2 separate regions of the Homo sapiens genome follow, and region 1 is linked to region 2. A link is a loop called in an ENCODE intact Hi-C map of the cell type or tissue named here. Cell type or tissue: IMR-90. All regions are shown on one strand. Each heading gives the region's core, and the rest is flanking DNA. Links, peaks and the distances in the headings are about the cores only. Region 1 overlaps BCL2L13 (BCL2 like 13). Region 2 holds the start of LOC101929372 (a long non-coding RNA gene).

What was found. Hi-C counts contacts between places; a loop is a spot of excess contacts. Peaks named below come from ENCODE experiments on the same cell type or tissue, not always from the same donor. Only the 100,000 strongest peaks of a DNase experiment are listed, where the experiment ranks them.
Region 1: it touches region 2 in a loop (4-fold over the local background); 2 of 110 quality-filtered maps call a loop at or near these places.

What each region holds. Positions count from the first base shown.
Region 1 is chr22:17,648,267-17,658,534 of GRCh38, forward strand. BCL2L13 (BCL2 like 13) reads left to right here. Exons shown (of 7, transcript NM_015367.4): 2 at 7,396-7,566. The coding sequence starts at 7,446. Among named protein-coding and RNA genes, the nearest start is that of BCL2L13, 15 kb to the left of the region's middle. In IMR-90, for the core only: no CTCF peak of the experiment used is centred there; no DNase peak of the experiment used is centred there.
Region 2 is chr22:17,581,997-17,592,264 of GRCh38, forward strand. It overlaps SLC25A18 (solute carrier family 25 member 18), which reads left to right. Exons shown (of 11, transcript NM_031481.3): 6 at 567-657; 7 at 1,420-1,538; 8 at 5,140-5,305; 9 at 5,929-6,083; 10 at 7,594-7,669; 11 at 8,099-8,999. The coding sequence ends at 8,240. ATP6V1E1 (ATPase H+ transporting V1 subunit E1) reads right to left here. Exons shown (of 9, transcript NM_001696.4): 9 at 10,140-10,268. It overlaps LOC101929372 (a long non-coding RNA gene), which reads right to left and starts at 7,196. Exons shown (of 4, transcript NR_171783.1): 1 at 5,871-7,196; 2 at 3,269-3,390. In IMR-90, for the core only: no CTCF peak of the experiment used is centred there; no DNase peak of the experiment used is centred there.

The DNA of each region.
Region 1 (10,268 bases), core at 760-8,759, 65 kb after region 2:
TTATCAATACCTTTGTCCTATAATTTAATATAAATGTGCTAGTTACATAATAGTGTTCTTGGGATCTGACTTTTCCCCATTTAACCATAGTCCTGAAGGAGCTGCTGCATTGCTACACAACTGGAAGCTCAAGCTAAATTAGAAGTTGGGGCCAGATATGGTGGCTCACGCTTGTAATCCCAGCAATTTGGGACGCCAAGGTTGGAGGATCACTTGGGGCCTGGAGTTTGACACCAGCTGGGGCAACATAGTGAGACTCCATCGCTACAAAAAATTTAAAAATTAAAAAAAAAAGTTGCATGGCTGTTTTATACTGTAGGTCTGTTATGTTTATAACCAGAATAACAAATATGCATTTAAAGTCTGAAAACTGTATACTAGATTTAAATGAATAAATATAATCCTTCACCAAATATATAGATATATGGGCTTTAGCATATATACTAGAGTTAAAGGTGGAAGATGATGAAATTCATGATTAAGATTGCATTTATAATTACACAATCAGGTTTTATAAGAAAATTTGAGGAACATTAGGCTAAAAATCAAATTTGGAAACTTAGTGATTTGTAGTTTGTCTCTGGCTTTTGGGTTGGCAAACGACTTCAGTGATGTGGATTCTTGATAAATACAACAAATTTGAATACAACAAATTAGAGAATATCAATTTTTTTTTCTTTTAATTAGAGGCAGGGTGTTACCCTGTCGCTCAGGCTGGAGTGCAGTGGTATTATCACAGGCTCACTGCAGCCTCAATCTCCTGGGGTCAAGCTTGCTTCCTGCCTCAGCCCCCCACATTGTTGGGATTATGGGCATGAACTTGTGCCCGGCTCAATTTTTTTTTTTTTTGGGAGACGGAGTCTAGCTCTGTCACGCAGGCTGGAGTGCAGGTATGATTTCGGCTCACTGCAACTTCTGCCTCCCAGGCTCAATCAATTCTCTTGCCTCAGCCTCCGGAGTGGCTGGTATTATAGGCGCACGCCACCATGCCTGGCTAATTTTTGTATTTTAGTAGGGACGGGGTTTCACCAGGTTGCCCAGGCTGGTCTGGAACTCCTGACCTCAGGTGATCCGCCTGCCTCGGCCTCCCAAAGTGTTGGGATTACAGGCGTGAGCCATCACGCCGGGCCAATTTTTTAATTTAAAGCATTTATTCAAAATGTAAATACTTTCTTCTTCCTGCTACCAAAGAAATACTGAGACTTTTTTATTTTCTAGCAAAAGAGGGTTGTTGCTAAAGAGACTTTTTTTTTTGAGACGAAGTCTTGCTCTGTCGCCCAGGCTGTAGGGCAGTGGCACGATCTTGGCTCACTGCAACCTCTGCCTCCCGGGTTCAAGTGATTCTCCTGCCTCAGCCTCCTGAGTAGCTGGGATTACAGGCACCTGCCACCATGTCTGGCTAATTTTTGTATTTTTAGTAGAGACCGGGTTTCACCATGTTGGCCAGGCTGGTCTTAAACTCCTGACCTTAGGTGATGCACCCGCCTCGGCCTCCCAAAGTGCTGGGATTACAGGCGTGAGCCACTGTGCCTGGCCGCTGAAGAGACTTCCAAAAGCTTAGATTGTTATTAATTTTATCTATTCTCCCCTCTTTTTTTTCTTTTCTTTTTTTTTTTTTTTTTTGAGATGGAGCTTTGCTCTGTCGTCCAAGTTGGAGTGCAATGCGTAATCTTGGCCCACTGCAGCCTCCGCCTCCCTGCTCTGAGCGATTCTCCTGCCTCAGCCTCCTGAGTAGCTGGGATTACAGGCGCCTGCCATCATGCCCAGCTAATTTTCATAGTTTTGAAGAGATGGGGTTTCACCATGTTGGCCAGGCTGGTCTCGAACTCCTGACCTCAGGTGATCTGCCCGTCTCAGCCTCCCAAAGTGCTGGGATTACAGGCATGAGCCACTGCGCCCGGCTGACTCTTCTTATTTTCATTCTTCTTGACATGTTACTACGTTTGACACAGTTGTTCACTGCCTTCTTATTGAAGTGCCTCCCTGACTTCTGTGATTACAGTCTTTCCTGGTTTTCTTTCTACCTTTCTGTTTCAATCTGGACTGAAAGGGTTCCTCTTCCAGCTTCTCATCTTTTGACTACCCCTTAAATGTTAGTGGATTCTAATGTGTTCTTTTTAAGATTATACCAGTATTTTTGAACATGTTTTGTAGCCTATGTCTCCTTTATTAAAAATAAGGTAAATAAAAATTTCTGTGGCTCCTATTCTGGTGGCATTGGCGGTGGGAGGCACGTTATTTTTCCTTCTTGTCCCAGCACTGAGAATCACTGCTGCAAAGAAGACTGAAAATTTACTGAGCCTTACCTTCTATAGTCTGTAGTCTAAAAATAATAGGTGATTTTCCTTTTCCAAGTCTGAAAGTATATTGAATATTCTTTTACAAACTATAGTCCCTCTGACATTTTGACACACCCCTCCCATTGAAAATCACTGTTCATTCACATTGGTTTTTTTTAAAAGATAGGATCTTGCTCTGTCACCCAGGCTGGAGTGCAGTGGTGCAGTCCAGGCTCACTGCAGCCTCAACTTCCTGGGCTCAAGCTATCCTCCCATCTCGGCCTCCCAAGTAACTGGGACTACAGGCATGTGCCACCATGCCCAGTTAATTTTATTTTCTTTCAGGCTATCTTGAACCCCTGGCCTCAAGCAGTCCTCTTGCCTCTGCTTCCCAAAGTGTTGGGATTACAGGTGTGAGCCACCGCACCTCGTCGTCCATTCACTCCTTTTTTTTTTTTTTTTTTTTGAGACGGAGTCTTGCTCTGTAACTCAGGCTGGAGTGCAGTGGCGCGATCTCGGCTCACTGCAACCTCTGCCTCCCAAGTCCCGGTTCAAGCAATTCTCCTGCCTCAGTCTTCCGAGTAGCTGGGATTACAGGCATGCGCTACCATGCCCAGCTAATTTTTGTATTTTTAGTAGAGACAGGGTTTCACCATGTTGGCCAGGATGGTCTTGAACTCCTGACCTCGTGATCTACCCGCCTTGGCCTCCCAAAGTGCTAGGATTATAGGCGTGAGCCATGGCGCTGGGCCATTCAGTCTTCTTAGGTAATTTGATTGACTTATACAGAATACTTAGAATTTTGTATCTCCAGCCTAGACCTATTTATTTATTTATTTATTTATTTATTTATTTGAGACGGAGTCTTACTCTGTTGCCCAGGCTGGAGTGCAATGACCGATCTCAGCTTACTGCAAGCTCCGCCTCCCAGGTTCAATTGATTTTCCTGCCTCCGCCTCCCGAGTAGCTGGGATTACAGGTGCCTGCCACTGTGCCCGGCTAATTTTTGTATTTTTAGTAGAGACGGGTTTTCACCATGTTGGCCAGGCTGGTCTCGAACTCCTGACCTCATATGATCTACCTGCCTCAGGCTCCCCAAAGTGCTGGGATTACAGGCGTGAGCCACTGCGTCCAGCCTAGACCTTTCTTAAAGACTTTTTTTTGAGACGGAGTCTCACTCTGTCGCCCAGGCTGGAGTGCAGTGGCGCGATCTCGGCTCACTGCAAGCTCCGCCTCCCGGGTTCAAGTGATTCTCCTGCCTCAGCCTCCTGAGCAGCTGGGACTACAGGCGCCTGCCACCACGCCCGGCTAATTTTTTCTGTTTTTAGTAGAGACAGGGCTTCACTGTGCTAGCCAGGATGGTCTGGATTTCCTGATTGCGTGATCCACCTGCCTTGGCCTCCCAAAATGCTGGGATTACAGGTGTGAGCCACCACCCCTGACTTCTTAAAGACCTTTATATCCAACTGCTTGTTCTGTATCACTACCTGGATGACCTGTAGGTACTTGAAAATTCAGTGCAGATGCTCCTCAACTTATGGTGGGGTTACATTCTGAGAAACTCATCATAGGTGGAAAATATCATATGTTGAAAATGCATTTAATACACCTACCAAACATAGCTTAGCCTGTGCTTAAAACACATTAAGCAAAAAATTTTTTTTAAATTTTTTGTAGAAATGGGATTTCGCCATGTTGCCCAGGCTTGTCTCAAACTCCTAAGCTCAAGTGATCCCTCTGCCTTGACCTCCCAAAGTGCTAGGATTACAGATGTGAACCACTGTTCCCAGCCACACATTAAGCACATTTAAGTGTGCTTAAAACACATTAGCCTGCAGTTGTGTAAAATCATGAAATATAACAACTATTTTATGTAAAGTGTTGACTATCTTATCAAATTTCTTTTTTTTGAGACTGAGTCTTGTTCTTGTTGCCCAAGCTGGAGTGCAGTGGTGTGATCTCGGCTCATTTCAACCTCTTCCTCCTGGGTTCAAGCAATTCTCCTGTCTCAGCCTCCCAAGTAGCTGGGACTACAGGTGCATGTCACCATGACTGGCTAATTTTTGTATTTTTAGTAGAGATGGGGTTTTGCCATGTTGGCCAGGCTGATCTTGAACTCCTGGCCTCAGGTAATCCACCCGCCTCAGCCTCCAAAAGTGTGGAGTTACAGACATGAGCCATCGTGCCCGGCCATCAGATTTCTTGAATACCATATTGAAAGTGAAAAAACAGAGTGAGGCCAGGCGCGGTGGCTCAAGCCTGTAATCCCAGCACTTTGGGAGGCCGAGGTGGGTGAATCACGAGGTCAGGAGATCGAGACCATCCTGGCTAACACGGTGAAACCCTGTCTCTACTAAAAAATACAAAAAATTAGCCGGGCGTGGTGGCGGGCACCTGTAGTCCCAGCTACTCGGGAGGCTGAGGCAGGAGAATGGCGTGAACCCAGGAGGCGGAGCTTGCAGTGAGCCGAGATCGCGCCACTGCACTCCAGCCTGGGGGACAGAGTGAGACTCAGTCTCAAAAAAAAGAGAAAAAACAGAGTGGTCGTATGGATACTTGAAGTTCAGTTTCTACTGAATGCATATTCTGTTTGCACTGCCATCATAAAGTGAAAAAATTGTAAGCCAAACTGTCGTTAAGTCGGGGACTGTCTGTATACCCTAAAGTGATTTCCTTATCCTTCCCAAAACCGACTCTTCCTATATTATCTGATTTAAGAAATAGGAGTAATACCACTTACCTTACAGCTTCCTGGGTCACTCTCTCATTGAGTTAACCAATAGATCTTTGAATTCCTAACCTTTTTCCTATCCATCCTTCCCTTTTCAGTGTTCTGTTCCTATGCTAGTTCATGCCTTCTTACATCTCTTGCTGAGGTTTTTCCATATTCTCGTAACTTGTCTCCTTGCGTCTACTCTTCAGTCTGTCTTCCTTACCACCTCCAGTATGATTTTTTTTTTTTTTTTTTTTTTGAGACAGGGTCTTGCTTTGTCACTCAGGCTGCAGTGCATTGGTATGTGATCATAGCTCCTTGTAACCTCAAGCTCCTGGGCTCAAGTGATCCTCCTGCCTTATCAGCCTCCCAAGTAACTAGGACTACAGGCGCATGCCACCACACCCAGGGCTAATTTCATTTTTTGTAGAGACAGGGTCTCACTGTGTTGTCCAGTCTGGTCTTGAATTCCTGGTGTCAAGTGATCCTCCTCCCTTGTCCTTCCAAAGTGTTGGAATTATAAGCATGAGCCACTGTGCCAACCACTTATATCTATAGCCATTTTATTTTGTATATTTGAAATTCTTTTTCTATTTTTAAAAATTGTTTATCATTCTAGGATATTTATCTTAGTTTGCTTATCACAGATGTTAAATTTTGCCGACATTGCCTCTTTTTCCAGTCTGTATTTTTGTTATAAGTATTTTTGGTTTCCTATGAAAACTCCTGAGGTCTGGTGATTTATCATGTTTGTCTTCATGTCTAATGCCTATAGAGTACCTTGCAGCTTAATAAATGTGTGTTGAATGAACACAAAAAAATTATCAGAAAACTTTATCTTCTATTTCTTTTTGTTTTTGTTATTGAGACAGGGTCTTGCTCTGTCACCCAGGCTGGAGTGCAGTGGCGTGATCATGGCTCACTGCAGCCTCTACCTCCTGGGCTCAAGCAGTTATCCCATCTCAGCTTCTGAGTAGCTGGCATTATAGGTGTGCACCAGATGCCTGGCTAATTTTTAACATTTATTTAGAGACAAGGTTTTACCATGTTACCATGTTGTCAGGCCGGTTTCAAGCAATCAACCTGCCTCTGCCTCCGCCTCCCAAAGTGCTGGGATTATGGGTATGAGCCAGCACACCTAGCTTTTTGTCTTCTCTCTTTTTTTTTCTTCTGTTTTTTTTTGAGATGGAGTCTCGCTCTGTCGCCCAGGCTGGAGTGCAGTGGCGTGATCTCGGCTCATTGTAAACTCCGCCTTCCGGGTTTATGCCATTCTCCTGCCTCAGCCTCCCGAGTAGCTGGGACTACAGGTGCCCGCCATCACGCCCGGCTAATTTTTTTTGTATTTTTAGTAGAGACGGGGTTTCACTCTGTTAGCCAGGATGGTCTCGATCTCCTGACCTCGTGATCCGCCCGCCTCGGCCTCCCAAAGTGCTAGGATTACAGGTGTGAGCCACCGCACCTGGCCTGTCTTCTCTTTTTTTAAGACAGGGTCTTGCCCTGTTTCCCAGGCTGGTGTGCAGTGGTGCAATTATAACTCACTGCAGTCTTGACCTCCTGGGCTCAAGCAATCCTCCCGCCTCAGCTTCCTGAGTAACTGGGACCATAGGCAGGCCCTACCACGCCCAGCTAATGTTTTAAATTTTTTTGTAGAGATGGAGTCTTGCTATATTGCCCAGGCTGGTCTTGAACTGCTGGACTCAAGCAGTCCTCCCACCTCGGCCTTCTAAAGTTCTGGGATTACATGCGTGAGCCACCATGCATTGCCTGTATCCTTATTTTATAAGCTTTTTTCTGTTTTTAAATTTTCTTTTTTTTTTCCTTTTCCTTTTAAACTGTTTTCCTAAAAACTAAGACACAAACAGACTCATTAGCCCAGGCCTACACAGAGTCAGGATTATTAATATCACTGTCTTCTACCTCCACATCTTGTCCCACTGGACAGTCTTCAGAGGCAGTAACACCCATGGAGTTGACATTTCCAGTAACAATGCCTTCTGGAATCCCTCCTGGAGGACCACCTGCCCTGAGGCTTTACAGTTCACTTTTTTTTTTTTTTTAAATAAGCAGGAGTATACTCTAACAATAAAAAGTGTAGTAAATACATAAACCAGTAAGTCATCTAGTATTATCAAGTATTATGTACTGCATGTAATTGTATGTGCAGTACTTTTTTTTTTTTTTCTTTGAGAGGGAGTCTTGCTCTGTCGCCAGGCTGGAGTGCAGTGGCTTGAACCCAGGAGGCAGAGGTTGTGGTGAGCTGAGATTGCGCCACTGCACTCCTGCCTGAGCGACAAGAGCAAGACTCTACCTCAAAAGAGTTGCACAAGACATTTTGGTGTGAAACAACTGTTAAAGTGGCATGTAATAAACTTTAAACTGAAAAAATTACTTTTTTGTTCTTAGGTTTTACACATCCATAAGTAGACCTTTTTGGAGCCTCACCAGCCAATTCAATGGCGTCCTCTTCTACTGTGCCTCTGGGATTTCACTATGAAACAAAGTATGTTGTTCTCAGCTACTTGGGACTCCTCTCTCAAGAGAAGCTGCAAGAGCAACATCTTTCCTCACCCCAAGGTATTATCTTTGGCTTATGGTGGTTATAGTAAATTGTAATAAGGACTTTATATATAAAAGTATATGTATCTAATTTATATGTGTGGTTATCAAATAGTACTAATAAGCCTGTAAGAATAACCTGTTAGGGCTGGGCGCGGTGGCTCACACCTGTTATGCCAGCACTTTGGGAGGCTGATGTGAGCAGATCACGAAGTCAGGAGTTCGAGACTAGCCTGGCCAACATGGTGAAACCCTGCCTCTACTAATAATACAAAAATTATTTGGGCATGGTGGCATGCGCCTGTAGTCCAGCTACTCAGGAGGCTGAGGCAGGAGAATCGCTTGAACCCGGGAGGCAGAGGTTGCAGTGAGCTGAGATCGCACCACTGCGCTCCAGCTTGGGCAATAGAGTGAGACTCCATCTCAAAAAAAAAAAAATATACACAAAAAAGAATAACCCGTTATGCCATTCTTTCCATTTCCAGAAGCAAAAAACAAAAGTATTTTTTTTCATTTTATTCTTTTTTTTTTTTTTTTTTTTTTTTTTTTTTTTTGGGACAGAGTCTCACTCTCTCTCTAAGGCTGGAGTGCAGTGGCATGATCTTGGCTCACTGCAACCTCCACCTTCCCGGTTCAAGCGATTCTGCCTCAGCCTCCCGAGTAGCTGGGATTACAGGTGCACACCACCATGCCCGGCTAATTTTTGTATTTTTAGTAGAGATGAGGTTTTGCCGTGTTGGCCAGGCTGGTCTCAAACTCTGGACCTCAGGTGATCGCCCGCCTCGGCCTCCCAAAGTGCTGGGATTATGGGTGTGAGCCACGGCGCCCAACTCATTTTATTCTATTTGAAAGATATTTCCAAAGCACCTGCAGCCCTCTATTGGCAGTTACATTTTTTCGATACTTCACAAATATTAGTCTATTGTGTTATACTTTCACTTACAATTGTTGAGCAGTCTGTTGTCATTCTACTAAGTGTTCCATCATAATGATACAGTTTATTTTGGCTGCCTTATTTTTTTGAGATGGAGTCTCACTCTGTTGCCCAGGCTGGAGTGTAATGGCATGATTTTGGCTCACTGTAACCTCTGCCTCCCGGGTTCAAGCAATTCTCCTGCCTCAGCCTCTCAAGGAGCTGGGACTATAGGCGCACGCTGCCACGCCCGGCTAGTTTTTTGTATTTTAGTAGAGACGGGGTTTCACCCTGTTTCCCAGGCTGATCTCAAACTCCTGAGCTCAGGCAATCTGCCCGCCTTGGCCTCTCAAAGTGCTGGGATTACAGGCGTGAGCCCCAGGCCGGCTTGGCTGCTTTTTAGAGATTCTCCGTCTTTGGTGGTGTTTCAAACTTAAACACATCTTAGTGAAACAGCCACCAAGCCAGAGAAATTCTAAAAAGCAGCCAAAATAAGTGTTTTGCACATCCAAAACAAATAAAATTTATGTTTTACACATCCACAATGGGGATTGTTTGGCTTCCTGAATTTAATAATTCATTTGTTTACTCTGGAAAAATTATTTAATATTTTATCTTTGAATACTCTCCTCATCTTCTCTACTTAACTCTACTTTGTGCTACAATCAATTGCACATTATGCTGTTTATAGAAGACGTACATGATCCTGTCTGTTCCTCCATATCTCACTATCATTTTCCTAGTTTATCTCCATTTATCTGTCTGTGAAGCCCTCTGTGACATTTCTTTTTTTCTTTTTTTTTTTTGAGACGGAGTCTCGCTCTGTCCAGGCTAGAGTGCAGCGGCACGATCTCGGCTACTGCAACCTCCGCCTCCTGGGTTCAAGCGATTCTTCTGTCTCAGCCTTCCGAGTAGCTGGGACTAGAGGCACGTGCCACCATGCCTGGCTAACTTTTTTTTTCGTATTTTTAGTAGAGATGGGGTTTCACTCTGTTAGCCAGGATGGTCTTGATCATCTGACCTCATGATCCGCCTGCCTCGGCCTCCCAAAGTGCTAGGATTACAGGCGTGAGCCACCACACCTGGTTGACATTTCTTTTTTTTTTTTTTTTTTTTTGAGATGAGTCTTGTTCTGTCACCAGGCTGGAGTTCAATGGCGATCTTGGCTCACTGCAACCTCCGACTGCCGGGTTCAAGCAATTCTTCTGCTTCAGCCTCCCGAGTAGCTGGGATTACAGGCGCATGCCACCAGCCCGGCTAATTTTTGAAATTTTAGTAGAGACAGGGTTTCACCATGTTGGCCAGGATGGTCTCGATCTCCTGACCTCGTGATCCGCCCTCCTCAGCCTCCCAAAGTGCTGGGATTACGGGCATGAGCCACCACGCCCGGCCGACATTTCTTTATCGTCCAATTCACCCTTTCTTCATCTCTCTTTAAGCTGCTAAATAAACTTTTCACCAGATAGCAAATTTTAATTCATTTTTTATCTGTGTATATTCTGTTTTTTAATTTTCAACAACTGGCAAATGTGAAAGAATACATGAATATGTATGTATGTATTATATACACATAGACATTAACAAAAGCCTTCAGTGTATTTCATATTTGTATTGGTAATGGTCGTTTTCTTAGAGGTCTATAATTACCAGAGGTTTTTCTTAGCTTTAAGATTTAATATTCCTGGCTGGGTGGGGTGCCTCATGCCTGTAATCCCAGCACTTTGGGAAGCCAAGGCGGGCGGATCGCCTGAGGTCAGGAGTTGGAGACCATTCTGGCCAACATGATGAAACCCTGTCTCTGCTAAAA
Region 2 (10,268 bases), core at 2,191-10,190:
CGACCCCACCAGCAGCAACAAAAATAAAATGGCTTCCTGATAACCAAACTGAGGAGTCCGTAAGAAAAAAATACGTAAAAAGGGGAGAATGTGGGGCCGGGCGCGGTGGCTCACGCCTGTAATCCCAGCACTTTGGGAGGCCGAGGCGGGCGGATCACGAGGTCAGGAGATCGAGACCATCCTGGCTAACACGGTGAAACCCCGTCTCTACTAAAAAATACAAAAAAAATTTAGCCGGGCGTGGTGGCGGGCGCCTGTAGTCCCAGCTACTAGGGAGGCCGAGGCAGGAGAATGGCGCGAACCCGGGAGGCGGAGCTTTCAGTGCGCCGAGATCGCGCCACTGCACTCCAGCCTGGGCGACAGAGCGAGACTCCATCTAAAAAAAAAGGAGAATGTGGTAGGGAGTGGGAATGGAAAGTTATTTCAGTGAATTAGGCTCAGGAGCCCCACCTGGCCCCAAAAATGCCCTTCACTCAGGGACTGGCCTGGCTAGGGCTGAAGGGCAGACCTGGGGCACTGTTATTTCTGGGATGGCCTTGACTCCCCATCTTGTCCTTCACTTCCAGGGGCTGCAGTGAACCTCACTCTGGTCACTCCAGAGAAGGCCATCAAGCTGGCGGCCAACGACTTTTTCCGGCGGCTGCTCATGGAAGATGGGTATGGCCAGGTGGGGTGGGGTTGGATCCTTCACTGTGTGTTTTTTGGGAGAGATGGCAGGAAGAAGATTTCAAATGTGCCTCAGTATACCTGCCTGCATGCATATAAATATGTGCACACATGGCTGAGGGCTGGTGTGTGTTTGGGCTGCTGGAGAGTGAAGGGAGAGAATGAGCTGGTATACTTTGGAAGTGTGACAGATAATATAGAGAACATATAGCATATACAGACAAATCCATCAACTAGCCAATAAATTTTTAAAAATCAGCCACCAAGCTGGCTGCAGTGGCTCATGCCTGTAATCCCAGCACTTTAGGAGGTTGAGGAAGGAGGATCGCTTGGGCCCAGGCGGTCGAGGTTGCAGTGAGCCATGTTGGCTCCACTGCACTTCGGCGTGGGTCACAGAGCGAGACCTCGTCTCAGGAAAAACAAATCAGCCCCCAAACACTTTCTAGCTCTCTCTGTGCCTCACATTGCCCAGTGATGTTCCTGAAGGGATCAAGGACAACGCCTGGTCTGGGTAGTTTTCTCTGTCACTGTTTTCAGCTTCCATGCGGTGCTACCTCCCTAGCAGGCTTTGTTTTAAACTTAGTCCCCTGTCCGTACAGAGACCACACCTAAGGGCTAGCTGATGACTTGACCAGCTGGGTGAGTGGCAGCCACGGGTGCCATCCAGGGAAAGTCCCCCTCTCACAAGAGGGCAGCTGCACCAGGGCAGGCCTGTGGCCTGCGGCTGAAGGAGCCTGACGCCTGTTCCCATAGGATGCAGCGGAACCTGAAGATGGAGATGCTTGCCGGGTGTGGGGCTGGGATGTGCCAGGTCGTGGTGACCTGTCCCATGGAAATGCTCAAGATTCAGCTGCAGGATGCTGGACGCCTGGGTGAGGCCTGTCCCCACCTCCTATGGGAACAGTAAAGGGCTGGGATTGGAACCAGGCACATCCCACATCCCAACCTCATTTGCTAGGCTGTGTGACCAGTCAACTTTCCAAGCAGGTAGAAGTTTTTGGCCAGGCATGGTGGCTCATGCCTGTAATCCCAGCACTTTGGGAGGCCGAGGCAGGTGGATCATTTGAGGTCAGGAGTTCGAGACCAGCCTGCCCAACATGGTAAAACCCCATCTCTTCTAAAGATACAAAAATTAGCCGGGCGTGGTGGTGCATGCCTATAATCCCAGCTACTCGGGAGGCTGAGGCAGGAGAATCACTTGAGCCTGGGAGGCAGAGGTTGCTGTGAGCTGAGATTGCACCACTGCACTCCAGCCTGGGCAACAGAGTGAGACTCTGTCTCAAAAAAAAAAAAGTCTTCATTTATGGTTACCCATTTCATCAATGCTGCCAGCTCTAGAACAAATAGCAGAAATGAGAATGTTGATTCAGAGGGTCAGAAAATACTTAAGGCTTCTGTCACATTTTCTTCACAATTAGACTTGATCTCCTAAAGATTTTAAGAAATGCCAGCTGGGTGCCGTGGCTCACGCCTGTAATCCCAGCACTTTGGGAGGCCGAGGCGGGCGGATTATGAGGTCAGAAGATTGAGACCATCCTGGCTAACACGGTGAAACCCCATCTTTACTAAAAATACAAAAAATTAGCTGGGCGTGGTGGCGGGCACCTGTAGTCTCAGCTATCCGGGAGGCTGAGGCAGGAGAATGGCGTGAACCTGGAAGGCAGAGCTTGCAGTGAGTGGAGCTTGCGCCACTGCACTCCAGCCTGGGAGACAGAGCAAGACTCCATCTCAAAAAGAAAAGAAAGAAAGAAAGAAAGAAAGAAGGAAGGAAGGAAGGAAGGAAGGAGAGAGAGAGAGAGAGAGAGAGAGAAAGAAAGAAAGAAAGAAAGAAATGCCGCCCAGCGTGGTGGCTCACGCCTGTAATCCCAGCACTTTGGGAGGCCGAGGCAGGCGGATCACCTGAGGTCAGGGGTTCAAGACCAGCCTGGCCAACACAGTGAAACCCCGTCTCTACTAAAAATACAAAAATTAGCCAGGCGTGGTGGTGTGTGCCTATAATCTCAGCTACTCGGGAGGCTGAGGCAGGAGAATCGCTTGAACACAGGAGGCAGAGGTTGCAGTGAGCTGAGATCACGCCATTTGCACTCCAGCCTGGAGGACAAAAGCGAGAATTCATCTCAAAAAAAAAAAAAAAAAAAAAAAAAAAGAAATGCCAATGACTGGCTCACTGAAACCTCCAGTCAGTATTTTATGCTATAGAAGCTGGCTTTTGGTAGAAAGGCATAAAAAGGGAGAAGAGAATCATTCCCATTCTTTTGTTTTTTTCTTGGAAGAGAAATTTGGCCCTTTCCTAAATCCTGGTCCTCTCAGAATGATGGAGTGGTGTTGGTTCAGCGTGGTACACTCCTGTAATCTCAGCTACTCAGGAGGCTGAGGCAGGAGGATCCAGAGTTTGAGCCCAGCCTGGGCAACATAGCAAGAACTAGTCTCCAGTAAAAAAAAAAGCAGCTGGGCGTAGTGGCTCATGCCTGTAATCCCAGCACTTTGGGAGGCTGAGGCAGGCAGATTACCTGAGGTCAGTAGTTCGAAACCAGCCTGGCAAACATGGCGAAACCCCATCTCTACTAAAAATACAAAATTAGCCGGGCGTGGTGGTACATGCCTGTAATCTCAGCTACTCGGGAGGCTGAGGCAGGAGAATCACTTGAACCCGGGAGGCAGAGGTTGCAGCGAGCGGAGATCGCACCATTGCACTCCAGCCTAGGTGACAGAGCGAGACTCCATCTCGAGAAAAAAAAAACAGAAAGAAAATGTGCGGATAACTAGATTCCTAGTATGAAATATTTTCCTGCTGGATACCAATCAAATCTGGGACATGACATTGGGAATAGCTTCCTTTTGGCAAGGACTTATAATCTAAGCAAAGCTTCTCAGACACTGAGATTTAGGAAAAGAAATACAGAATTTCAGTGTCACAAATCCCATGGTTATTAATGGGGCTCACAACATTTTATTTTATTATTATTTATTTTATTATTATTATTATTATTTTTTTTTTTTTTTTGAGGCAGAGTTTCACTCTGTTGCCCAGGCTGGAGTCCAATGGCACTGTCTTGGCTCACTACAACCTCTGCCTCCCAGGTTCAAGTGATTCTCCTGCCTCAGCCTCCTGAGTAGCTGGGATTACAAGCATGCACTACCACGTCCAGCTAATTTTTTTTTGTATTTTTAGTAGAGACAAGGTTTCTCCATGTTGGTCAGGCTGGTCTTGAACTCCCGACCTCAGGTGATACGCCTGCCTTGGCCTCCCTAAGTACTGGGATTACAGGTGTGAGCCACCGTGCCCGGCCACCTCACAACATTTTAAATGTGGTATAACTCCATTCTAATGAGTAATATTGAACTTATCAAATGATAGGCTCTGAATGATTTAAAGAATCAAATTCTACCAAATAGGGAAGAGTGGGAAGGACCTGCTCACCTTATCTTGGAGGACGAGCAGGAGGAGGTGACCTGGAAGCCTGAGGGAGACCATTCCATCCTATTAGCATTTTAGGACACGGGAATTTCATGTATGTTCTGCCTAATGGTGGAAAGCCACAAATTCTTTTTGTGTCTAGAAATCACCTAGGCTGGGTGCGGTGGCTCACGCCTGTAATCCCAGCACTTTGGGAGGCAGGTGGATCACCTGAGGTCAGGAGTTTGAGACCAGCCTGACCAACATGGTAAGACACCTTCTCTACTAAAAATACAAAAATCAGCCAGGTATGGTGGCACATGCCTGTAATCCCAGCACTTTGGGAGGCCAAGGCAGGTGGATCACCTGAGGTCAGGAGTTTGAGACCAGCCTGACCAACATGGTAAGACACCTTCTCTACTAAAAATACAAAAATCAGCCAGGTATGGTGGCACATGCCTGTAATCCCAGCACTTTGGGAGGCCAAGGCAGGTGGATCACCTGAGGTCAGGAGTTTTGAGACCAGCCTGACCAACATGGTGAAACACCATCTCTACTAAAAATACAAAAATCAGCCAGGTGTGGTGCATGTGCCTATAACCCCAGCTACTAGGGAGGCTGAGGCAGGAGAATCACTTGAACCCAGGAGGCAGAGGTTGCAGTGAGCCGAGATCGCACCACTGCAAAAAAATAAATAAAATAACTAAAAATAAAAATGACCTACATAGGCTGAGAAATGGTTTAGAAATGGAAGCCAGATCAAAACCAGTTTTAATGGGAGGGTAAGGAATGGAGCCCTAAGGAACGTGGCGGAGAAGCAAGCGGGCCAGGCTGTGGCTGTGCTCTTGGGAAGTGTTCTCAGCATTGGGATAGCTCCTGAGATACTGTAGACCTTAGGAAGACGTCCTCAGAGCCAAAAATTAACATTCTAAAATTAGGACATTCTTCTGGATGCCAGCTGAGGTGTCAGCCTGGCCTCTGAACTGTCCCAGGGGCAGGGATTGAGAGCCACACTCAGGAGTGTTTCGTAGCATCTGTTGGGGACCAGGTACTGATGTCTGTCCTTTCCCTTCCAGCCGTCCATCATCAGGGCTCGGCCTCAGCACCCTCCACCTCCAGGTCCTACACAACTGGTTCGGCTTCCACCCACAGGCGCCCCTCTGCCACCCTCATTGCCTGGGAGCTGCTCCGCACTCAGGGCCTGGCTGGGCTCTACAGGGGCCTGGGTGCCACTCTCCTCAGGTGAGCCTTTCTTCCGGTTCCCTAGGACAAGTGCACGGGGGAGGGCACGAGGGCCAGAGAGCTGGTTGTCCCTATCTGCCTCTGTGTCCTTCCCAGAATATCCAAACCCAGGTGAGCAAACGATTTCCATGCTTCCTGTTTTGTCTGGAACTGGCCAGGGTGGCACAGAATGGGTACCTAGAAGACTAAAGTTTTAGGCCGCTTGCATAGTGATGACCAGGCCCACAGGAAGGCTGGGTGTTTTGTGGCCCAAAGGCACCTAAGAAAGCCCTGTCTACAGAGGACCGCAGAGTTCATAGTAATGAGTGGCCAGGCCCCTCATCTTCCCTTAGCCTGCCTGCCCCTGTACAGAACGCATTTCCCGCCTCGGACTTGCCTCTGGCAGTCAAGAGGCTGCAGGTGCTGCAGGGCAGAGGAAGGAGCTGGGACGGCGGAACAGATGGCAACAGCTCTTTTGTCCCCTGCTGTCCCTCACCCACGCTCACGGGGCACAAAAGAAGGGATGAGTCCCCGTGGCTCCTCTCACTGTAAGCCCCACAGCTCACAGCAAAGCTCATTGTCTCACCTTGGGTGGCAGCCCCAGGGCAGCTCGGAGCTCAGTGTTTCTCCTTCCTCTTCTGCAGAGACATTCCTTTCTCCATCATCTACTTCCCACTGTTTGCCAACCTTAACAACCTGGGGTTCAACGAGCTCGCCGGTAAGGCGTCCTTTGCACATTCCTTCGTGTCAGGCTGTGTGGCAGGTTCCATAGCTGCGGTCGCAGTGACGCCTCTAGATGGTAAGGAGTTGGGAGACGTGTCCTTTCTATGGGATAAACAGTAATTTTGCACTTATAGATAAAACAGCCTGACCCTGGAAGCCATACTGGGTTGCAATCTGGCTGCTGGCGGAGGCTCACTAGAGGCCCTCATGGAGAAAGTGGGTCCCAAGAGACCTTCCTTCTGTTTCTCATCCCTGACACATCCCTCGCCTTCAAGATGCTGATTGCTTTAGCTTTTCATCCCCTCAGAAGAGTTGTGAGCCCCAGCTATAAATTATTGCTGATGTGTTAAAATTTGGGGCTGGCTGGGTGTGGTGGCTCACGCTTGCAATCCCAGCACTTTGGGAGCCCAGCACTTTTGGATCACCTGAGGTCAGGAGTTTCAGACCATCCTGGCCAACATGGTGAAACCCCGTCTCTACTAAAAATGCAAAAAAAATTAGCAGAGTGTGGTGGCGGATGCCTGTAGTCCCAGCTACTTGGGAGGCTGAGGTAGGAGAATCATTTGAACCCAGGAGGTGGAGGTTGCAGTGAGCCAAGACCACACCACTGCACTCCAGCCTGGGCGACAGCACAAGACTTCATCTCAAAAAGTAAATAAATACATAAAATTTGCGGCTAATGGTGGGAGCTAAACCTGGCATGAGAAGACAATGCTTCCCTCCGTGTTAGGGCTGCCTCCAGCTCCCTAAACTTGCGGGTAGACTTCCTATACCAACAGTAACCTGGCCAGGTGCGGCGGCTCACGCCTGTAATCCCGAAACTTTGGGAGACCGAGACAGGAGCCCAGGAATTTGAGACCAGCCTGGGCAACAAAGTGAGACCCTGTCTCTAAAAAAAAAAAATGAAAACATTAGCTGGGTGTGGTGGTGCGTGCCTGTAGTCCCAGCTACTCGGGAGGCTGAGGTGGCAAGATCACTTGAGCCCAGATGGTTGAGGCTGCAGTGAGCTGATTGTGCCACTGCACTCCAGCCTGGGCAACAGAGCGAGACCCTGTCTCAACAAAACCAAACAAAGCCACAGTAACATGACTCATTTATTTTATAGCTGAGGCCCAAAGAAGAAGACCTCCACTTACAGATCACACAATGGCAGAACTGGCCTCATGACCGTTTTTTTTTTTCTTTTTTTGTTTTTGAGATGGAGTCTTGCTCTGTTGCCCAGGCTGGAGTGCAGTGGTACAATCTCGGCTCACTGCAAGCTCCACCTCCCTGGTTCAAGCGATTCTCCTGCCCCAGCCTCATGAGTAGCTGGGACTACAGGAACGCGCCACGCCCGGCTCATTTTTGTATTTTTAGTAGAGATGGGGTTTCACTATGTTGGCCAGGCTGGTCTCAAACTCCTGACCTTGTGATCTGCCCACCTCAGCCTCCCAAAGTGCTGGGATTACAGGCGTGAGCCACTGCGCCCGGCCTATGAGTCAGTTTTATATGTGGTGGCTCTACAGGAGGGCCCAGCCCCTTAGTGTTGAGGGGAGGACACCGAAAGTAAGCTGTTCACTACTTACTTTAACTTTTACTTGATTTAGTTCTGAAAACTCGAATCCAAACCCTCAAGAAAGGCCTGGGCGAGGACATGTACAGTGGGATCACCGACTGTGCCAGGTGAGAGCCAGTGTCCCCTCAAATGGTGGCTGGGACAGGTTCCTCTGCGTGGGTGTCTGCCTAGACCAGATTTAGAGACCAACTTGAATTGCTGGGCTCTGGGTTTCTTTGAAGTCTGTCTTTCCCTCACCTCTCAAAGAAAACAGAATGTACTGGGAGCCTTTTTCTTCTTCCTGGCATCCCTACAGCATCTCTCACCAAAGATTCTAGCCACATCAAGCCTGTTTCCAAGGCCTTGACCCAACTGCATAAGTAACCAACCTGCATGCACCTAGCGGGCGAGGCACAGCTCCCACACCGTTGGCCTCTTGCTCTTGTTGTGGAAGGCACTATTCTAAAATGAGAGGTGCACAAATGGAGAGGCTGCCACTGAGGGCTGCTTGCAGAATGCCCCTGCCCATCAGCTCACTGGCTCTTCTTTCTCCCCAGGAAACTCTGGATTCAGGAGGGACCATCTGCCTTCATGAAAGGCGCTGGCTGCCGGGCACTGGTCATAGCACCTCTCTTTGGGATTGCTCAAGGGGTCTATTTTATTGGGATTGGAGAGCGCATCTTAAAGTGTTTTGACTAGACAGAGCTGGAGGTCAAGTCCCTGCGCTTGCCGCCCTCTCTCTAGCTGTTTCACTTAGCCTAGAGGGGGCAAGGGCAGGTGGGGCCACTCTGGCCTGCCTGGTCCTCTGCGTTGTAGTGCTACCTCAATCTCGGGAGAAACAGCCCTATATTCTAACAAGTTGAGCACAGCCTTCTTCCCCTTCGTGTCTACACTCGTTTTCCTTTGTGGGCACAGCTACCAGGGGCTTTTGGAAGCCCCTAACCACCTACTTTTCAACAAAAATGGTACTTTCGTTGTATTAATTGCAGGACCTTAACAGGTAGTCACAATAGAAGGGTTGTTTCTGTATTTTAACATTTCTATTTCACAGTCAAACTCGGCATTCTTCAGTCAGCTTGAGGATTTAGCATTGTTAATCTTGGACTCCATAACTTATGAGTCCTAGCACTGATTTTGAGGAAAAGGAGGATCAGAAGTTCAAGGGACCGTGAAAGCCCTCAGAGTCAGCACCTAGTTTGAGACCAAGCACCCTTTCGAATCCCTGGATGGCTGAGGGGGCTGAGGCCGGCTCTGACTGGGCAGCTCAGCCCCTCCCCCAGAGCCCAGGGTCTTGCACACCCCTCCCTGTAACCAAGGAACACTCTGAAATAAAGGTGAATGGCTAAAATCTCATCTGTTCATCAGTGGGTACAGCAGATAGGCTGCAGTGAATGCTATCACCATCTACTTTTCTACGTCCATTTCAAAACCAAACATTAAAAAGGGCATAGAAGCAGACCCCCGTCACTCTTCAAACTGTTACTTGTGGGGGTGGAGGAACACAGCCATAGGGAAATATCTGCTTGTTAGTGACACTGGGTTTTAAGCCTTGATTCTATCCCTTCATAAGTGAATCGTCTTGAGGAGCTGAGTTTGCTGTGAGAGCCCTCCTCACGCACCTCGATTCCTCCCCCAAAGGCTGCTACAGGAGAGATAATGTCACAGCAGCAGGGCCAAGTCCTAAGAAAATCAGCACCTGCTGCAGGAGCTGGTGTTTACAATAGTCCCATCTACTGTGAAACCTGGGCTAACAAGGAAGAGGATGGTGCTAACATGGTCAGCCCTGGGGGCCTCACTCTCTGTTATGAGAACTGCATTTGAGTATGGGCCCTGGAGACAGACCTCAGTTCAAGTCCCAGCTCCACCATGTACTAGCTGCAAGGCCCTGGGCAGCTCTTAGTCGTCACCTACGGAAAAATAAAACATGGGACAGGGAAGGAAGAACAGGGCCTCTGTGAAAGGATCTGGTTCCAGCACACAGTGACCTGCTCCAAAATAACTCGGTTTTTTGGGTCTGGCGCCGTGGCTTACGCCTGTAATCCCAGCACTTTGGGAGGCCGAGGCAGGCGGATCCGAGGTCAGGAGATCGAGACCATCCTGGCTAACACGGTGAAACCCCGTCTCTACCAAAAAATACAAAAAATTAGCCAGGCGTGGTGGCGGGCGCCTGTAGTCCCGGCTACTCCGGAAGCTGAGGCAGGAGAATGGCACGAACCCGGGAGGCGGAGCTTGCAGTGAGCCGAGATGGCACCACTGCACCCCAGCCTGGGCAACAGAGCGAGACTCCGTCTCAAAAAAAAAAGAAAAAGAAAAAACAAACAACTTGGTTTTTCTCATTCGGGCAACACTAATAAAACTATTTCCTCAATAAAGTTGTGCACGTCACGCTGAAGAGCCATGTGGGGTGTGTGGAAGATTGCAAGGGTGGAAAGAATGCTCCTGGTGATGGGCTGGGAACAACGGGCAACAGCCCAGGGGACCCCCAGAGGGTTAACGGGTCCAGGTGCTGACAGCTGTCACCATCAAGTGCCACGGGGATTGGGAAAATACTTCTTTTCTAGGTGCCTCAGTAAGAATTTGACTCTGTCAAAACCTAAATTTGTAGTGCCTTACACTAGAAATCACATTAAATCCGCATAACTCTTTTAATAAATAAAGCATATTCATGGCTTAGATTTTAAATCACATTTACAGATGAGGGAAAACTTCTAGGCCTAAACAGGTAAC